Linked DNA regions of Homo sapiens: region 2 is linked to region 1. A link is a contact called in ENCODE Hi-C data. All regions are on one chromosome and are shown on one strand. Each heading gives the region's core, a stretch centred on a gene start or an enhancer-like site at or near the end of the contact. The rest is flanking DNA. Distances are from core to core; before and after follow the strand shown.

Evidence for each region. A loop is a pair of places that touch in the nucleus more often than their neighbours do. Pooled maps may share reads with other maps.
Region 2: a loop to region 1 is called in a map of CD8-positive, alpha-beta T cell, with 5 times the contacts of the local background. The contact joins the promoter of ATG14 here to the promoter of CGRRF1 in region 1. A Hi-C loop is called at or near these places in 2 of 168 maps with a recorded cell type or tissue (CD8-positive, alpha-beta T cell and naive thymus-derived CD4-positive, alpha-beta T cell) and 5 of 50 pooled maps.

Annotation. Positions count from the first base shown.
Region 1 is chr14:54,506,530-54,513,271 of GRCh38, forward strand. CGRRF1 (cell growth regulator with ring finger domain 1) reads left to right here and starts at 3,377. Exons shown (of 6, transcript NM_006568.3): 1 at 3,377-3,534. The coding sequence starts at 3,431. RefSeq lists silencers at 3,038-3,467, 3,267-3,452 and an enhancer at 3,628-3,857.
Region 2 is chr14:55,407,234-55,413,531 of GRCh38, forward strand. It overlaps ATG14 (autophagy related 14), which reads right to left and starts at 4,597. Exons shown (of 10, transcript NM_014924.5): 1 at 4,369-4,597. The coding sequence starts at 4,589. It also overlaps a transcript of FBXO34 not described here. RefSeq lists a silencer at 4,587-4,886.

The DNA.
Region 1 (6,742 bases), core at 2,127-4,626:
ACTAAAAATACAAAAATTAGCCAGGCATGATGGCGGGTGCCTGTAGTCCCAGCTACTCGGGAGGCTGAGGCAGGAGAATCTCTTGAACCCAGAAGGTGGAGGTTGCAGTGAGCCAAGATTGCTCCACTGCACGCCAGCCTGGGCGACAGAATGAGACTCTGTCTCCAAAAAAAAAAAAAAAAAAAAATTAAAAAACAAATAGGTGGGGTACTGGAGAAACTGAAGAGATCGGAGCTGGTAGTCCACTTTCCCTCTAGGAAAGGAGGAGAGGCCTTACATTTGGCTTGCTTCACACCACCTTCACCATGGTGCTAGAGCAATGGCATTCAGTGGCAGAGGTAGCCTGATTGGGCATCCTGAGATAACTGCTGCTTCTCAGTAGCCTGCATGTGACATATGTGAGAATCTACATGTTTACATATTGCCCCAGTAAGTAACATTGGAGATGGTAAGCAGTCTGGTGAGCTAGTGGAGCTAAGGAGCCATAGCTTATGAGGGTTTTACAACCAGAGGTAAATGGCTGGAACCCTGGATCTCCGCAGTGAGGGCTGGCCTGGTACCACAAAAAGCCAGATGAAACCCGCTTCCCCTTAGTGAGGACCTACAGGTGTCATGCAGAGCTGAGGTCTCATTTTCCTGACCTCCACCATCAGGTCATATGAACACCTTGTACAATCAGATACTGTCTTGGGAAGAATCAAGAGAAGAGAGAGGAGAGACTAAACATTTTCCTAAAGGAGACCAGCTTCCTAAAAGGTGCAATTAAACTTGAAGAGTCTAAGATACTTTTTTTTTTTTTTTTTTTTTGCCGGAATCTTATTCTGTCGCCCAGGCTGGAGTGCAGTGACACAATTTCAGCCCACTGCAACCTCCACCTCCCGGGTTCAAGCAATTCTCCTGCCTCAGCCTCCTGAGTAGCTGGGATTACAGGTGCCCGCCATCATGCTGGGCTAATTTTTGTATTTTTAGTAGAGATGGGGTTTTGCCATGTTGGCCAGGCTGGTCTCAAACTCCTGACCTCAGTTATCTGCCCACCTCAGCCTCTCAAAGTGCTGGGATTACAGACGTGAGCCACCATGCCCGGCCTAAGATACTTTTTATTGATAAATTTAAGCTCACATTGTCTTCTCTTTTTACCCCGTCTAATAGTAGGGTGGGGCTTCTTTCTTTTTCTTCTTTTTTGAGACAGGTTCTTGCTTTGCTTTTTTTTTTTTTTTTTTTGAGACAGCGTCTTGCTGTGTCACCCAGGCTGGAGTGTAGCGGCACAATCGTGGCTCACTGCAGCCTCAACCTCCCTTGCTCAAGCAATCCTTCTGCCTCGCCCAGTTAATTTTTTAATTTTTTGTAGAGACAGGGTCCCACTATGTCGCTGACGCTGGTCTCAATTCCTGGGCTCAAGCCATCTCCCTGCCTTGGTCTCCCAAAGTGCTGGCCTTGGTCTTCCAAAGTGCTGGCATTACAGGCATGAGCCACCATGCTGGGTCTAGGGTGGGGTTTCAAGCTAAACTAGATCAGTTATAGATAATAAAGAACAGTCATTCTTCCTGTTCATCTGAGAGTCAAACTTTTTTTTAAAAAACTCTAATATAGATACTTTGTGCTTCCAAGTAATCTCATGGAGAAAAGCTTATTTCATTTATTTATTAATTCAGTAATATGACTACCCGACATATACTAGGTACCGGTGGCACAAACATCAATTATGTGTCATTCCTGTGCTCAGAGAGCTGGGTTCCTAGCAGGCTAAATACACTAGTGAGCAGGTGCTCACACCAGAAATAAGAGGGCTCCCATACAGTTACATACTGGGTGCTTTGGGAGAGGCATCTCCCCAAGGGTTTGGAAGCATCCAGGAAGGCTTGCTGGAGAAGGGAGCCTTTCAGATTGGCCAATATTTTTGTTAAGTGACAATATCAAATGATGGCAAAACTGTGGATGAAAAACTGGGAATACAAATTGGTACATTTCTGGAGAGCAGTGTTTTTACAAAATCTTTAAAATGTACATTTTTTAAAACCATAGTTCCACCTCTAGTAATTTATCCTAAGGAAATACTTTAGCTGTAGGGATGTTCATTGCAGTGTTATTTATAGCAATGAAAAATTCTCCAACAGTTGAGGGCTGATTAAAGTATATATTTTCACAAATCAGATATATAGTAATTAAAAATTGTGTTGTAGAAGCAAGCTTCTCAAACAGTGCTGCTCCAGAGACTACGTGCTCATTTGCCAAGGAATATGTGAGGCCATAGGACAAACTTAGTTCATCTTTCTCAACACGAATTTTACTGGTGATTTAGGAGTGTGACAGAGGCTACTAGTTAACTATCCCAATGTCCATTCTCTTTCCTCCTCAGTAACAAAACTCTTGATTTGTACCAGGGTGTGTTGCTGCTCACGAATAATAAGACTACATATCCCCATTCTCTGATGTGGCTAGATGTGGCTTTAGGAGTAAATGCAAACCAACGAGGTGTCAATGAACTGTTATGAAAGACTTTCAGGGAGGCCACCTTGATGGAGCTGACTCACAGGGTTGAGACAAGGGAGTGACCATTTAGCTACTTTCAGTAATTTTTAAAAAGCTTCTGTGTGATTTAAAAAGTTTTTTAAAAATTATTCTTAAAGTGGAAACAAATACAGTTTCAAATGTTTGGCTAATTCTAATTTGAGGAGTACAAGAAGAGGAGAAAAGGAGGGGGATGTGGGAGGAAGCGGATGCTTTATTTCTAAGAGAATCTTGGATAAGCAATGCTGATTTTCCTCTATGATTAAGTCCAATCTGAAAAGGCTGACAAGTCTCGTATAAATTGCTTGTGGTAGAGACTCCTTTTTTTGTGTTTTCACTGTGCTTATGGTTATTTCATTTTGTAGAATCCAAGATGCCCGCCCTCCTCCTCCTCCTCCTCCACCCTCTCCCAAATTTGCCTAAGATATAATAGGCAGGGTTTCAGGATTTAGAAACGATGCACGTAGATTTCAGACTGCGCCTCTCTCTGACATCAGAAAACCTACATTGCCTAAGGCTGGCACAGAGTTGGCCCCAAAGTCTACTTAGAATTTGCCGGCGGAACAGCAATGACCACTGGGCCACAGCGCTTAAGACGCCCGCTGGGTACCAATCCTGGGAGTCGGGGGCGGTGCGAGTCGGGCCCCCCCCATCCCAGGTCTGCGTAGCCAATAGCTCGGGACGGGAGCGGGAGGGGCGTGGCGTGTCCGGCAGGGGGCGCCGTGATTGGCACGCCAGCTCCCGCTGTCCGCGAGGCTGCCCTAAAGTCTAGCTCATGAGAACCCCAGGCAAGTGCGGACCTACAAAGTTTGTCCGCTCCGGGGCACTGTAGTGGCTTTTACCCTGGCCGGGCGGGCGGGGCTCAGCCGGGCTGGGCTGGGCTCCGCGGCTGGAGCCGGGCTCTACCCAGAGCAAGACCCTGATGGCTGCGGTGTTTCTGGTAACGCTTTATGAATACTCGCCGCTTTTCTACATCGCGGTGGTCTTTACCTGCTTCATCGTGACCACCGGCCTGGTATTGGGATGGTAAGTGTCCCAGGGGTGAGAGACGAAGGGGCGGATACCGCCAGAGTGGGGTCGCGACGAGCAGCAGGGGGCACCGGAGCCGGAGGGCCGCGGGCCGGAGGACGTCGGGGATTCGGTGTCCCCGGGTGCCTAGAACTCCGACTTTCTCTGGGAGGAAAACAAGGTGGACGCTGCACCTGCGTCACTGCCCTGCATCACCGTTTGGTCCGTGTCGCTGGGGCATCTTGGGGTGGTACCGCATTGGGGTGTTTTACTCAGCTTTGTTTCTAGGCGATAAAGCAGCCAGGAAGGGCTTGGGCTTGGGCTTGGTGTTGGGAGAAAGTGCTTCTCTAGTAGGCTTCTGTCCCGGATTCGGGCCTACTGTGTGTCCTGGATGAGTTAGTCACCTGTGCTACAGTGCACAGACTGGACAGTAAGCGAGGTTAACAGTTGTGATTCTGACCTGAATGGAGCCCTTAGCCTCAGATCTTTCAGAGTAACTTGTAACTGAACTGTTACCGTTTGAGAATTTAATGGTTTCTGTATACATTCCACACCTTTTGAAGTAATATTTAGTCGATAGAATTGTAAAATCATAATTTTAGAGCTGGAAGAGACCTTAGAAATATGTAACACCGAGGGTAGGACAGTTGCCTATTGGAGACAAGGAGAATGGTCTGTTAGATAACCGCTGAGCAATTCTTCTAGCCTAGAGGTTCAATTTCTCTCTTGAGGAGATGCTATTGTATCATGTTTAGACAAGCCTTGTAAATAACGAGTTGAAACCGTGTAACTAGCCCACAACAGTTTTTCTAGGCTGCAGCCTCCAAAATCCCTTTGAGATGATAATAGTTACAAAAAGATCAAACAGCAGTTCTAAGTGGATAACAGCCATGGTCTGAAGAGGTCAGAGGGGACTCTGTTGAAGAGGGACATGAGCTGGATTTTGGAGAATGAGCATTTTGAAAAATAAATGGAGTTAAATGTATATAGTAGGGAAGAAAAAGCATCTCAGAGAAGACAGCATGAGCATAGGGGCAGAGAACATGTTAGTGAATAAAGAAGGCTACGTAAAACGAGTTTTAAAATAGCCTTTGGTCACATATATGTGATTGCCTTAAAGAACACGGGCCCTTGTCGGTTTCTGAAAATATATGCCATCTTTAGGAAGTGACAAAAGTTTTAACCTGTCCACACTGCTCCTCACCCTACCAGCAATAGAGCATAGAATTCCTTGCCTTGTATGTGGGTGAGGATTGGAAATACAAATTCCTTATTTGTGGGGGTAAGATTGGAAAACAAAGACCAATCTTACACAATTGGTTATTCTTGACCCATCAGATTTTATTGCTAATGTTCATTACACAAAAGTTTGTAATTGGAATGAGGAAGGTGTTGCCCATGTGAGAAAAGCAGTCTTAACACAAGATTTTTAAATGACTATAATGTTAGTGTTATTCTCTTAATGAAGCATAATTTTCCTCCACTAAGGAAAATAGTAACTAGTTGATAATTGCCTTATGTGCTTTAATTTTTATTTTAAATAGGCCAACTAATTAGATATCTTAGATATCAATCTTTAGTATTGGGAAGAGGGTAGTCAGGAGCCTCATGTTTGTAGTGGTTAACAGACAGACTTTGGAGTCAGTCAGACATAGGTTCAAATCCTGGCTCTGCCAGCTTTAAGACTTGGTTTGAAAATTTAATAATTGCCAAATCACCCCATTTAGGTAAGACTTTTTACAAGAGTGGAAGCCCATGTAATTATAGAACGTTTGGAAGTCTGGGCTAAGCACTGCTGAGGCCACAAGACCATGTAAATCCAGTCACTTCCATCCTAATTTAGGCCTAACCAGTCATCTTGTGCCTAACCCAACCATTCTCTCCATCCGAGTTAGTTTTGCCCACGTAGATAAACTTTTTACTATGTTTATTTGCAAACTTAAGCCAAGGCCATGTATTTATTGACTAGAAATGATGAAAACTTGGACACCATCTAAATCGCATAAAAACATCTTTCTAATAGTACCAATAGTACCCCAGTCAGAAGGGTAAACTAGTTAATACGCATGTTTTTCACCCTTGTCATTGTTTTGTTTTGTTTTAACCTCCCATAATACCATCTCTACTGTTCATGTGTTTTCTGTCATGGTTTTTCCCTTGGTACTTCTCTGAGTTTTTCACTATTTGCTTCTTTCCACTGTTTGCCATGTCTGCCTGCACTGTGTGGGAGTGGAGAAAAAACAGGAGCATATGATTATTGGAATCCCAATAGCAATAGCAAAGAAGCATGCAACTGGAAATATAGTATTTTTCTTTCACCATGTGGTGGTTTCTGTGATCTCTGATAGCTTTCTGCAGGCACTGAGCACAAAGAAGCCCAAAAGTCCATTTACATCCTTTAACAGTTTCAAATAATCAGGGACCATGACTCCAGTAGCTATTCCCGGCCTCCTCTTGACCACAGTTTATTAAGCTGTTGACCTCAACTTCATACCACCCTCTGCTTTGTGAATCTAGGGCAGAACTCTAAACTACATTTCTTCTTTGCAAGCTGACTGCCCATTGGGCTTTGCCAACAAGGGAGGGAGACTGGAAAGCTGGAAGAGGATGAAGGGACTTGCTGCTTCCTGTTGATTCCTTTTCTTGTCTGTCACTTGCCACAATAGTGCCTCACTCTGGCATTAATAGTTGGTCCCACTTGTTCCAGTTTATGCTTTCCTACTCTGCTAGAATCAGCCTTATGCACTTCCTTAAAGATACCAGTATCCTTTCCTCAGATCTGAGTCCTGAGCTCCATAGAGTCTCTCCTCCACATTTCTAAACTATAGTAAATTCTCTTTATTCTCTTTTCTCTGTTCCCTTGTCCTAGGAGTGATAGCTGCTTCCTGCTGTTACTACTTCTTATCACATAAGTAGGACTCAGTGTCCTCTTTTTGCCTTTTCAGTTCTTCAACATATGGTTAACATTTTTCATATGAAAATTTCTCTTGATGTTGATGCTGACAACTTTAAAAATCAAGTCCAATCTCTCTGTTAAAATAACGGATGCATTTTCAGACTCCTGCCTGGACCCTGACTGATAAAGAAATTGTCACTAAGAATGGGATCCTGGTGAGAAAACTTTCAAAGATAGAATTTGGGGGCATCGGTTTGGTAATTTCTTTAGCTCTTTGCCAATGGGAAATAATCTAGTAACCCACAACATGTAGTGGCATCACAATCAAAT
Region 2 (6,298 bases), core at 3,347-5,846, 900 kb after region 1:
GTCTCCTGCCTCAGCCTCCTGAGTAGCTGAGACCACAGGCATGCGTGCCACCACGCCCAGCTAATTTTTGTATTTTGACTAGAGACGAGGTTTCACCATGTTGGCCAGGATGGTCTCGGTCTCTTGACCTTGTAATCTGCCCGCCTCAGCCTCCCAAAGTGCTGGGATTACAGGCGTGAGCCACTGCCCCCGGCCTCATTTTTGCATTTTTAGTAGAGATACGGTTTCATCATGTTGGCCAGGCTAATCTCGCTCTCCTGGCCTCAAGTGATCCGCCTGCCTCGGCCTCCCAAAGTGCTGGGATTACAGGCATGAGCCACTGCGCCCAACCCCTATGTTGAGTTTTAAAAGTTGTATTGCTTTTGACATTCCTTCAACAACATGCCTAAGTTCTGCTACCTGCTGCTGCTGGGCTGGTGATCTGAAAGAACAAGACCAGAATTCATGCCTTCATGAAACTACATTCTGGATGTGGCTATCTTCCTCAAATAAATAATATTACACATTGTGTGTGGTACCATGAAAGAAATAGGGTACTGTGATAGCAAATAATGAATAGGGGAAAAGATGGAGGTGGGAACCTATCTTAGTGAAGGAGGTCAGGAAAGGCCTCACCGAAGAAGTGGCCTTTAAGTTGAATGGTGAAAGACAAGGTATCAATCAGGAGGAAAAGTGTTCCAGGCAGAAGAAACGGCAAGGAAAAAGCCCCATTGGTGGAAGTTTCATGTGACTGAGGATTTGAGAGAAGGCCTACAACTGTGGAGCAGTGAAAAAGAGGGAGCACAAGGATGAACTTATTTGAGTGCGTAATACATTCTAGGCATCATGCTAACCACTTTAAATGCATGCTTTATGTAATCACTACTAGAAACCTATGAAGTTAGATACCCTGCCATTTACAAAATGAAATAAACATGAAGTTAAGAAACTTGCTCAGGGCCAGGCATGGTGGCTCACACCTGTAATTCCCGCACTTGGGGAGGCTGAGGCTGGTGGATGGCTTGAGCTCCAGAGTCCAAGACCAGCCTGGGCAACATGGCAAAACCCTGTCTTTACAAAAAATACAAAAAAACTAGTTAGGCGTGTTGATGTGCGCCTGTAGTCCCAGATACCAGGGAGACTGAGACAGGAGAATCGCTTGAGAACAGGGAGGTCAAAGCTGCAGTGAGCTGTGATCTTGCCACTGCACTGCCTGGGTTACAGGGTGAGACCCTGTCCCCTCCCCCCTCAAACAAACTTCCTCAAACTCACATAGCAGCCAGGCGTGGTGGCTCATATCTGTAATCCTAACACTTTGGGAGGCTGAGGCAGGAGGACTGCTCAGCCCACAGGTTCGAGATCAGCCTGGACAAGATAGGGAGACCCTGTCTCTACAAAAAATTTAAAAATTAGCCAGGTGTGGTGGAGCATGCCTGTAGTCCCACCTACTCAAAAGGTTAAGATGGGAGGATTGCTTGAGCCCAGGAGTCTGAGGCTGCCGCATGCCATGATTGTGCCAGTGCACTCCAGCCTCGGTGACAGAGCAAGATCCTGTCTCAAAAAAAATAAAATAAAATAAATCACGTACCAAGTGGTAGAGCTTGGAATCAATTCAAGGGAGCATGAGTCAAAAGCCCACATTTTAAACTCAACCTTAGAGTCTAAATTAGAGAGGCAAACAGTAGCCAAATCACATGAGGCTTCGTATGCCATAGTAAGGAGCTTGGATTTTATTTTAAATGCAATGGGAGCCAATGAAAGGTTTAAGCAAAACAGTGACATTATCTTATTTACATTTCTATTGTGGCTGCTGTTTGGAGACCAGAGGCAAGGTAAGGAAGAGTTGTCTGACTAAAAGAAGGGAGATCACTACGTAGTCAGGAGAGAAATGATGGTGGTCTGAACTAAAACTCGGATAGATTCAAGATATATTTTCACATCAAAGTGAATTAGACTTGCTGAGTTTTGGATGCAGAGAGGAAGAGAAAAAGAAAAGTATAGGATAACTCCCAGTTTTCTGGCTTTAGTAACAAATGGATCATGATGAATAATACTGAAACGGTCTAGAAACTGAGTTTGGGAAAGAGGGACAGAGTCAGTTCAATCATTCCATAAATCTTTATTGAGTTTCTACTATGTGAGAATACAACAGTGTATAAAAGAGAAAAACTCTTGCCCTCATAGAGTTTATATCACTGGGGTGGGGGCAGTTAGACAAATTAATATGTACAACCATCACATGGTGGTAAGTGTTATGGAAAAGAAAAGATAATAAAGCTGGTTAAATACGCATGAGGTTAGCATTTTAATAGAAGGATCAGAAAGAGTCTAACGTATGAGCAGGCACCTAAAAAAAAAAACAAAGGAGGCAGCCCTGAAGATTTCTGAGAGAAAGAGTTCCTGGCTGTCTAAATACCACTGCGAAGGTCCTGAGGAAGGAGTGTTCTTGGTATGTTTGAGGACAGACAAGGAGGCCACAGTGGCACAGCAGATTAGGTAAGGGAGAAAATAATAGGAGATTAAATCAGAGGAACAGATAATATAGAACTTTGGTTAAGGACTCCAGCTTTTACTTTGGGTAAAGTGAAAAACCACTGGAAGATTTGAACAGAAATGGAGGAGTAGCATAACTGTGGCTGCAATATGGAAATTGTACAAAAGGGGAGCAAGGACGGAAGCAGAGACATAAGAGGAAATAAGTTTATGTCTCTGGTAGATTGGACCAGGTGATGGTGAAAGGGTAAGATTTAAGATAAGTTTTGAAGAGTAGATGGGATTTGTTGTAAGATAAGTTTTGAAGAGTAGATGGGATTTGTTGATGGGACTAAACAGAGTTGGGTTAAGAGAGGAGTCAAGGAGAACTGAAAGGTTTTTTAGCCTGAACCAAAGGAACAATGAGATTGACATTTACTGGGTTGGGATGAGCATGGGAAAACAGATTTATGATGGAAAACAAGGAGTTCAGTTTGCCATATTAAAATGAAGATATCTATTACAAATCTAAAAATATTGATGTTGAATAAGCAGCTGTTTTCTGGACTTTAGAGAAGACTAGGTTGGAGATACAAGTCTGGCAGTCTTAAGCATATAGATGGTATTTAAATTATGTGAATAGACATAGTAAAACGTGTAGACAGACAAGAAGGTCCAGAACCAAATCCTCGATTCACTCCATCAGTTAGACATTTCCATCTCATACCCCGTATTCTTATAACTGGTTTAATTTTTAAAGCTATCACTTACTACATAAGCAGTTTCTAAAGTCATCAAGAGCACCAATAAGACACAGCAACAAAACTAAAAAAGAGTTTGTCATTCAAACCTCCTCAAAAGAGAAAGGAAAGAACTCCATCCACGATCACAGAAATACTAAGAACTCAAAACATTCCCAAATATAGAGGATATAAAGTCTAGTGGTTAAGTGCGGGTACATAGGTCCAAGCTGTCTGAATTTTAATTCTTGTACCAACACTTAACTATTTGTGTGACCTGGGGCAAAGCACTTACTGTGCAGCTTCCTAATAAGTTGGGGATAAGTCATTCGGTTGTTGCGAATGAATTAATACCTGAATTTTTGTGCTCAGAATGCTAGCTATCTTACTATCATTGACTATCATTGACACTAAATTGTTGAAACATAAGTTGAGAGTGGGAGATCCTGCAGCTAATCACACTAATTTTTCAATTTTCTTAACCAAGAACTTGTAGCTGTTTAGATTTCGAAATGAAACCAAAACATTTTCCTAAAGGCAATTCTCTTAACTAAAAGCATGCAGCTCCCAATCTGAATTTTAAAACAAGGCCAAAACACGTTCCCAAATTCCTAAGAATCTAAAATAATCTTTAGAGGCAGGGAGGGGAAAGGGGCGTTAACAGCAAGCCTCAATTCACACATTAGAGTAAGCATGTCTGATAACAAAGTCCATCTGTGACAGACTACCAGGCCCAAATCCCTCTAAAGCAGTTATTTGATTCTCTTCTACTCTCTCCTCTAGAGAATGAGTATAAATATGCTTTCGAAAATAGAAAGCCAAGCTTTTGAATGGGAGTACATACAGCAAAGAGCTGGGAATCTAACTTAATGGCAGCAACGGGAAAACTTCTCCAGAGAGTCACCACTTATTCCTTTTTTCCCCAGTGACCAAGAGCACCGTGGGGTCAAACTCCTCTTGGGTGGGTGATGGGGAAACGGCGACCTTCCCTCATCTGGCCCCTACGCTGTCCTCTGGTAGCAAAGCTCCGGTGCAGAGCAGCTAGCTACACTCCCTCTCTCTCGCTCCTCTCGCTGGTATCTGGTGCCCGGACGGGGAGCCCCAGGTTCCAGCCTTCGGCTGCCTGGCTGGAGGACACACAGCAGAAGAAACAATAGGGCCGTGGCGGCCGCCGTACCTCTCCCGGTCGCGGCCGTCGAAGTAGACGAAATCGCCGCTCTGAACGCATTTGGCGCAGGTCAGCCGCCGGCGGGTAGTGTTGCACAGCGGGCAGCGCTCCACAGCCACGTACAGCCCCTCCGCATCGTCCACGGAGTCCACCAGGTCCCGGGCGAGCGGCCGGGGCCCGCAGCCAGGAGCCTCCAGCGCCCGGGCTCCCTTCCCACTGGGAGACGCCATGATGGCCTGAGAGGAGAGCCAGTCACGTGGGATTTTGTTTTCAACCGGGTGCATTCTGGGCCAGGAGGAGGGGCCTGGGGAAGGGGGGCTGGGATGCCGGCGAGCCCCCGGACCCCTCCGCCGCCGCGTGTTCCTGTCCCGGGCACTGTTGTTTTTCCGGTCTGCTGAGGGGCAACAGGTCCCGAAGCAGGGGGAGAGTTATATTAGAGGGGCTAGTCGGCCAAACAAAATGTCATCTGCTGGCTCAGGCCAAGACTACGAGTTAAAGCCTCAAACTTGTGCAGAAAATTGTAATACCATACCCTAAGGATTCTGGGAAAACGGAATGGGAGCGGAATAAGGGAATTTAACTTGCTGTGGATGCTTTAAAATCTGGCTAAACTACAGCAAACAAAGTAGGGTGAAGGGGCTGGGTCTTGGAACTAGGTTGAATTTTGGCTCACTCACCTGCTTAATAGCTGTGTGACTTGGGGCAAGTTCCTTAATCTCTCTGCGCCTGTTCTCTCGTGTTAAATGGATAGAATTATAGTACCCATCTAATGCCGTGAGGATTAATATGGTTAATAGTATTATACTTTACCAATAGTGAAAACAACCAAAGTGAACGTGCAAAATCAGAATTGTATCCTTCTGAAAAGTTAATCACGTGGCTAACGTACCTTCCCTACCCTGGGCCATGCTCTAAGAGAATTTGAACTAGGTAGATGGTTAGGACTTCCCTTCAAGTTTCTTTTGGTGGATAGGGGATATATAAGGTGATGTGTTGGGAGGATCATATCAGAGTAATTAGTGTTTGAATATGCCTCTAAACTACAGAGAAAAGTGAGTTTATAGGTGAGATTAAATAGACCAGTGATTCTCAAGGATGATTTTACTAGGCTATCTACTGATAAACTGCCCTGAATTCTCTCTCTAGCCAGGATTCCTTTCTCAAGTTCCATACCCAAAGATCCAGAACTACTTACTAGGTATCAGGTGACATTCCAGGACACCACAAACTCAAAGTGTTGGAAACTGACTTCTGCCTCCCTACAAACCTGTTTTCTTACTTTGGTAAAGGACGTAATCACTGATGATTTACAGCCAAGAGCCATGATTCATATTAGCCCGTCCCTCCCTGTTAATCTCCACATCACCATCGAAAACTGGTGATTCTACAAGCTAATTAGGTCTTGAATCTGAGCCCTTTGCTCCTCCGTCTTCTTAATCTTACCCAGTCTTTTTAAATACAAATCACGTAGGATTACAAAAACAAGCAAAAGCAAAAATTCTCTATATTCAGAATACAGTTTACACTAAACTTGAATGGTTCCTGAAAGTTTAAGATTTATTTTTAAGTGAGAAGTCTTTCTCTCTGATCATTTCAAACAAAAGGATTATTTTTTAAGGTCTCGGGCTTATGTTTCATTTGTATTCAGACAGGATCCTTCACAGTGCTTAATACCTAATGATCAGGATCAACTGTTCAATATTTTAAAAGGCAAAAAATACACATTAATTCCTATCGTGCTAGATGATATCACAGATAGTATCTAGCTTATGCAGTTATTTGAAACTCCTATATGTTGCTATATATTTTCAGAGAACGCATATTAATGTATTACTTAACAGCAGAGCACTGAGGTTTTTGGATACAAAATGTAGTTTAAATATTTCTTTAAGGGGAGGGGGCGGCGCCACACTTCTCAATGAAGAGAAACATTTGTACA